2 separate regions of the Mus musculus genome follow, and region 1 is linked to region 2. Evidence: chromatin loops called from intact Hi-C (ENCODE). Cell type or tissue: left cerebral cortex. All regions are shown on one strand. Links, peaks and the distances in the headings refer to the core of each region. The heading gives the core; the rest is flanking DNA.

What was found. Peaks named below come from ENCODE experiments on the same cell type or tissue, not always from the same donor. Only the 100,000 strongest peaks of a DNase experiment are listed, where the experiment ranks them.
Region 1: it touches region 2 in a loop (9-fold over the local background); 2 of 42 quality-filtered maps call a loop at or near these places.

The regions. Positions count from the first base shown.
Region 1 is chr5:33,818,565-33,821,946 of GRCm38, forward strand. Gm52782 reads right to left here. Exons shown (of 2, transcript XM_030254959.1): 2 at 2,300-2,922. The coding sequence ends at 2,554. It also overlaps a transcript of Nsd2 not described here. Among named protein-coding and RNA genes, the nearest start is that of Gm52782, 5.8 kb to the right of the region's middle. In left cerebral cortex, for the core only: CTCF peaks have their summits at 1,467 and 2,007; DNase peaks (open chromatin) are centred at 693, 1,132, 1,449, 1,942 and 2 more places; H3K4me3 peaks cover 2,125 bases; H3K27ac peaks cover 1,751 bases.
Region 2 is chr5:33,656,966-33,660,347 of GRCm38, forward strand. It overlaps Tmem129 (transmembrane protein 129), which reads right to left and starts at 1,012. Exons shown (of 4, transcript NM_026698.3): 1 at 658-1,012. The coding sequence starts at 862. It overlaps Tacc3 (transforming, acidic coiled-coil containing protein 3), which reads left to right and starts at 1,163. Exons shown (of 15, transcript NM_001040435.3): 1 at 1,163-1,762. In left cerebral cortex, for the core only: a CTCF peak has its summit at 1,623; DNase peaks (open chromatin) are centred at 1,061 and 1,459; H3K4me3 peaks cover 1,548 bases; H3K27ac peaks cover 913 bases.

The DNA.
Region 1 (3,382 bases), core at 518-3,017, 160 kb after region 2:
CAGAAGAGCAGACTGAGCTTTTTCAGGACTCCAGGCTCCAGGCAGGAAAATACAGCTCGAATGTGGAGTCTTTAGAGAAGGGACAAGCCTTGGAGAGACCAAAGAGAAGTTAGCTGTGCTGTTGCTGTTCCACTCAGGGTCCACCTGGGATTTGAGTCCCGCCAAATTCTCTCCAAGAGAGTATCTCCTCTGATAGTCTCAGAACTCCGAGACTGCCAGAGCATCTAAACAGTGACCTATAGACTGAAAATCTTGACTTGGATGGTCTGGGAGCCTGCTGTGAGAAGTATGCAAACCTTAGTGGATGAATTGCTTTCTCCTCAGGATTCTACCTATGGAGTCCCATCCAGGCCCCTTTTCTGCCTGGGAGTACTAGAACATAATAGTCAGGAGCCCCTGGGTGAGGTTGTGTACGGAAGTGGGCTTATGAAAGCTCAGAGAGAACAGGAAGAGAACAGCGCCAAATACCATCCAGGAAAATTCAAATACACGCTCCTTACAGAACTGCAGGGTTTTCTGGAAAACAGATCTGGCATTAAGTAAGCTACATGGTATCTCACACATGCTGCAGGGATCTGAAAGGTGCTGGGGAGGGAATAAGGCAGTGGGCCTAGTGAGACAGAGAGGAGACTTATTCCCGACTGTGAGAGGAGTTTGTTCCAGGAGCACGTGGTAAGCACTGGCTAAGCATCTCAGTGTAACACACATCCTGCCTGACTCACCATAGTGTGTGGATGGAAAGTATTCTGGAGCCAGTGTGCCTTCGGCTGGCCCGATAGTATCAAGCAGTTGAGTCTGCTCCAGCTCATCTCTGCAATCCTGCCCCCAGGCCTTTCCTGGACTTAAGAGTCTCAGGGTTTCAGGCCTTCATGGACAATGCCTGGGCTTGAAGGTTTTTTTTTTTTTTTTTTCTCACCCCTTTCGATCCAAAGCACTAGACTAGGAACATTCCGAGGAATAGGGGTAGAGGTCTGTGGGCTGTGAAAAGCTAAGTGTCCTTAGTAATACAGCAAAGGGATGGGGCTGAGTCCTAGGTCAGCACCCAGAGTTGGAGTCTGGACACCACTGAACCTGACAACAGTAAGCAGTGGCAGGCACAGCGCTGACAGCAGGGAGCAGTGGGCAACAAGCAGTCAGTGGTCCGAAAGGGAGCCTGCCTCAGTCCTATGCTCCGATGCTTCTGGGGGCTGTCCTCAGGGGGCTGAGAACACTCTGTGGCTGGCTTAATCTAGAAAACTCCAGGAGATAAAGCCCAGATTTCTGGCCTCCTGAAAGGTTAGAGACTTAACTCATAAAGAGCAACTGGGACCTCCCAGGACCACCGCCCTTCTCCCGTCTCTAATCACACTTCTCCGACTCTGCGCCACGCGCACGCGCTTTCGCAAAGCACGCAAGCTACCCCCGACTCGCTGGGGCTGCGTTCTGATCCGCCCGCCGTAGCAGCTAGCGCATCTCCGGAGACTCTGCCTCCCGATGCCTTCCCAGGACACCAAGCGGTTCATCTTTGACAAGTGATTCTCCTGGGCTGTTGACAGCCCGCCCGACCGGGCGTCTCAGAACCTGGAGCGCCCAGCGAACGCTACCAGTGACGCGCGCCCCGCCCGCAGACGACTCCAAGCCGCCGTGTCCAGCTGTCCACGCAGGGAGGCGAGCAGGCTCCGGCGCGCCACGAGCTGCTCCCGCCAGCCGCTGGAGCTCGAGGCCGGGACGCTGGGCGGGGCCGCGGCCTCCCGCGCTCTTCTTCTGCCCGAGGCCGTGTGCCCGCGTCCGCGCCCACGCCGGGCTCCGGGGCCGCGCGCGGCGATTGGGCGGCGGGCGTGACGTCACCGCGCCGTGGCTCGCCGTGGTTGCGGAGCTGGCCGCCGCCCGCGCGCCGCTCGAGCAGCGGGAGCGGGAGCGGGAGGCGAGCGGAGCGGGCGCGCGCCGAGCTCCCCAACACCCGCGCTCGGGATCGCTGCCTACCACGCGCGCCCTGTCGCCCGCCGCCTGCCGCTCTCCGCGCGCGGCCCCGGCGCGGATTTGAAAAGCCCGGTCCGCGGGCGACTTGAGGCGGCAGCCAATCAGCAAAGCGCACTTTTCCCGCGGCTTCTGGGGGCGGCGGCGGCCCCGGCGGCTGCGGCGGCGGGCGGGAGGCGCGGGGGCGGGGTCGGCGCCGCGCGCGGAGAGCCTCGGCCTGGCCGCGCTGCGCCCGCCGCTGCCGCCGCCGCCGCCCCCTCCTGCCTCCCTGCCCTCCGCGGCCTCGCGTCCGCTGTCGCCGCCGCTGCCGTCGCCGGACAGCCGCTGCCGGACAGCAGCCGGAGGATGCGTTGCAGCGTAGGTCACTGGGGCCGCCGGCCAACCGCCGCGGGAACTAACCGCTGGCTGGGGAAGGGAGGCCGGGCCGGGAGGCCGGGAGATCGAGGCCCGAGGGCTGAGGGGGAGGCTTGAGGGGCTGAGGGCCGGGCGCCGGGGACAGGCCGGAGGAGGACGCGCGGCCTGAGGCGAGGGTGGAGGATCGGAAGGCTGGGAAAACGGGGCCTGAAGCGCCGGTCGGACGCGCACGGCCAGCGACGGCTAACGGGGCGGCGGGCGCGCGGCCATGTTGGGCCCGCTGGCCGGGGCTGCACCTGTGCCCGGCCGGCGGGCGGCCGCCTTTGTTCCCGCGGCGCCCGGCGGGCCGAGCAAGTCTTTGTGCGGCGCAGGGCGCGGGGCCGGGTGGCACGGTGGGAGGGGCGGCCGGGTGGACCGAGGGGCGCTTTTTGTGTGCGGAAGCGTCCGGCGTTGACACTTGGGACGCCGGCCGTTGGTCAGCGCGGCGCCGCGGTCGCCGGCCCTTGCCGGGCCTCGCAGGTGGAGACGAGGCAGGCTGGACCCGCGGACCCGCCCGGGGCTGTGGCCGCGCCTCACAGGGCGCGCTCCCTCGCCTGGGATGCAGCTCTCAGCCTAGAAGGCGCAGGGCGCGGCGAGCCGGACCGTGACGACCAAGCGGCTGGCTACTGCCTTGGTTTTAAATCTCGGCATTTAAAAGATGTTCGGTTTGAGTTTCGGTGAGAAGAAAATGGATGAGGTTGTTGCATAGGACCCGTCGCAACATTGAGCTTTTCTTCCTTCTCAGCTCAGGACGTGGTTTGACATTGACGACGAAACGGTATGAAATCGGATGGTCTGACGGGAATCATTTTCAGGTAGATAATTGGAGGGGTGTGTATTTTATAACGGACCCTGTAAAGAGACCAGCGGGAGTTCAGAATTAGGTTAGAGAAGTTCCTAAGTACTGCCAGTTTAATTCAAGACTTTGAAGGCCTTGACTTTTAAAGACATTGACTTAATTCTAAGATCGTGTGTGGATGTTAATTCTATTTTATGTATTTGAAATAAGATATCACTATAGAAAGTTAGGAAA
Region 2 (3,382 bases), core at 603-3,102:
CAGAGCTGCAAGTATGACAGACAAGCAGACATGTGTTCTCCCAGATCTATCTTTCCCTGTCCCTGTAGCTTCCAAAGGTCTCCTTCATCTGGATCCCAGACTTCAATCACTGCTATATTCCAGCAGTTTCCCCAACCTTTCCTCCAATCAGCCAACAGATGGGCCTCTCCGAGGTCCCACTAGCACTTGGGGCACCACATACCATGGCCTTGGACAGGGCCATAGACCTAGCCCGGCAAAGGAAACGCTCCATTAACATTCCCAACCTTGACCGTCTTCATCTCTGCCTGCTCTTCTTACACCCACCTTCCCCTGGGATCTCTCCAACCCCTGTTGTAATGAAATCAACAGGAGCTCTTTCCTATAGAAATCGTCCAACATAGCAAGCAGGCTGAACGATTCTGCACTCCAGCCGCAGTGATGTCAAAGACTGGAGCTTAGCCCCACCCGAGCACCACTCGCAGGACAGCGCCAGGGCCGCCGCCTCCCAACTGGAAGAGCGTATGGTGCTCTAGAGCGCTCAGCTCACAGCCAGGGCTGCAGAGATCCCGCTTGCTTGTTCATGATCTTGACCGGCTTCTGCTCCAGTTCCTCACCCTTGGAGTCTCCAAGCGCCCGGTTAAGCGCCAACCACCGGCCGGCACACAGGAGGCTCACCTAACGGCAGCAGTGAGTGACACAGTAGTGTGGCGGAAGTGCGGCGAAGGTGGTAAGGTACGAAGGCGGCGTCCTCGCTGCCCAGCCAGCCCGACAACAGATTCTGCACTGTGAGCCCGGCCGAGTAGAACTCGTTGGGCGTGAACACGAAGCACACTGCGAAGACCAGGTAGGCCAACGTGAAGGTCACCTCAGGGCTGTCCATCCCGCCACCGCTCACTGGGCCGTGCAGAGGCAGGAGAGTCCAGTTCTGGACAGTTGGTTTGTTGCCGCAGCCACCGCCGTCAGATCGCCCGCGGGGCACTCTGGGAAACGGAGTCCAAGTCCGGCTACTGGCGGGGCATCCTGCGAATCTGAGCGCCTCCTGTCCAGGCACCCGCAAAGCATTCTAGGAAATGGAGTCCCCTCCTCAGGCTGCCCGCGGGGCACTGTGGGAGACAATTTCCCTGTTGGGTTGACCCGAAGGGCACCCTGGGAGTCAGAGTCTCGCGAGGCCGCCCCCGGCATTCTGAGTGGGGAGTTCTCGGACCCTACGCTGACCCACAAGCTGTGAGCCGCCCAGACACCCCCCGTAAGGGTTCAACTTCTCCCTTACAAACAGCTCGGAGGAGACACTGCAACTGGGTCCATTTAACAGCTGAGAAAAACCGAGCCAGGGCGAACTGGTTTCCAACCGCATTCGCGGCCGACCATGAGATTTTCTGGGCCATGATGGCTCTCACAGTCACTGGCTACCAACAAGCCCTCTCGGCCCCCGATGCTAGACCACAGTTCCCATACGCCCCAACGCTCCCACTGTGCCCTCAGTCCCGGAAGCGGAACTCCCTGCGCAAGAAGGGCGGGACCAGTATGGCTTGCAATTGGCCACAGGTGGCTCTACGGAAGCCTCTTCTCCAACGCGCTGATTGGCTGTGGAACGCCAACTTTCGGTATTTGAATCTGGGGCGGGCGTAGCGGACGACGTTCCGGGACTGCGAGAGCGGACCTTGTTGGGGTTCCTTCGGCTGGGTTTCTCCTGCTCCGTTTTCTTAGCGCGAAGCGGGCACGGCGCTCCTCCCTTGCGGTGGGCGTCCGCGCGGGCCCAGGGCTTGGCAACCGTAGTCAGGTAAGGGAAACGGCGATTTTTTATTTCCCTCGGGCGCAGGGTGGGGATCAGCCCCACGGAACTTGATTCCTGCGAGCTGAGTTACCGTTCCTGTCTTCCGCAGCTTCGCTCTCTCCCTTTGTTGAGGACCCACCCCTCACTCCAGCCTCCTCTGTTCTAAACTCAGGGGATGCACCTAGCCTCCTAGGCAGGACAGGAACCTGCCCGTGGGCTGGGCTTTGCAGGCCGGCCTGCCAGTGATCTCGGTCTGACCCAGTTGATGGCCTCCAAAGAGGCCGTGCTGGTTCCTGTTCTGGTCGAGCGTGTCGTGTAGGAGAATCGCGTCTCAGAGCCAGGGACATCCGTCGCCCCAAGTCTCTTACTCCATCTTTTCTGCGAAACTATTCTGTCTGTCGTCTGTCTTCCTGAACCCAGGGATATTTCTTGTTCCTGGGTCTGTGCCTCTAAGTCCTCCTTCCGTACAGCCTGACCACAACTTCAAAATAAATGGCTTCTCTTGGAAACGCTTTCTTTCCAACTCCAGATGGTCCTGATAAGTTTCCCTTCTCTATTGCATCCTTCTCTGAACAGAGTCCTTTAAGGCTAAGGCCTTTTTCCTCAACTTTAGCTACCAGAATGACCTCATGCCTATACCTATACAATTTGGTTCAGCAATGCATATTTCCAGTCATGATCGCTTGATTGTACACTTCTGTCCATGCACTGTTCGAGGTGGGAGATGTTTCTTTCTCCTTCAACCTTCAAACTTCACCTCAGAGACCATCAGTCAACTTGAGCTTTATCATCTCCCATAGGTGATTTGACCCCATACTTGTTCTCAGAAGGACAGGTGCAGCAGCAGCAACAAAACTTCCTATGTTCCCTGCCCCACCCCTAGTCACTCCTGCACCATGAAGACATCAGAACAAGAGGAAAGGCCCCTTGTGGGTGGGACCATCTCTGGGCTGGTAGTCTTGGGTTCTATAAGAGAGCAGGCTGAGCAAGCCAGGGGAAGCAAGCCAGTAATGAACACTTTCCCCCTTTCCCCCTTGATCACTAATTGAGAAAATGCCTTACAGTTGGATCTCATGGAGGTATTTCCTCAACTGAAGCTCCTTTGTCTGTGATAACTCCAGCTGTGTCAAGTTGACACAAAACTAGCCAGTACAGGTTCTGATGTCTTCTTGGTGCAGGAGTGACTAGAGGTGGGGCAGGGAACATAGGGAAGTTTTGTTGCTGCTGTTGCACCATGGCCTCTGCATCAGCTCCTGCTTTCTGACCTGCTTGAGTTCCAGTCCTGACTTCCTTGGTGATGAACAGCAGTATGAAAGTGTAAGCCGAATAAACCCTTTCCTCCCCAACTTGCTTCTTGGTCATGATGTTTGTGCAGGAATAGAAACCCTGACTAAGACAGAACCCAAATCTGGCTTGTCAATTTTTGTCTCCAGGAACTCCCTCCAGGAGCTGGGGACATGGCTCAGACAGTATTGTGCTTGACAAATGAGCATGAGGACTTGACGTCAGATCCTCAGCACCCACCTAAATTGTGTGGTGTGGCTGCACCCATTTGTAATCCTAGCACTGGGAAGGCAGACTGGAGGATCCCTGGAGCTCCCTGGCCAGATTGTCTTGCTGAATTGG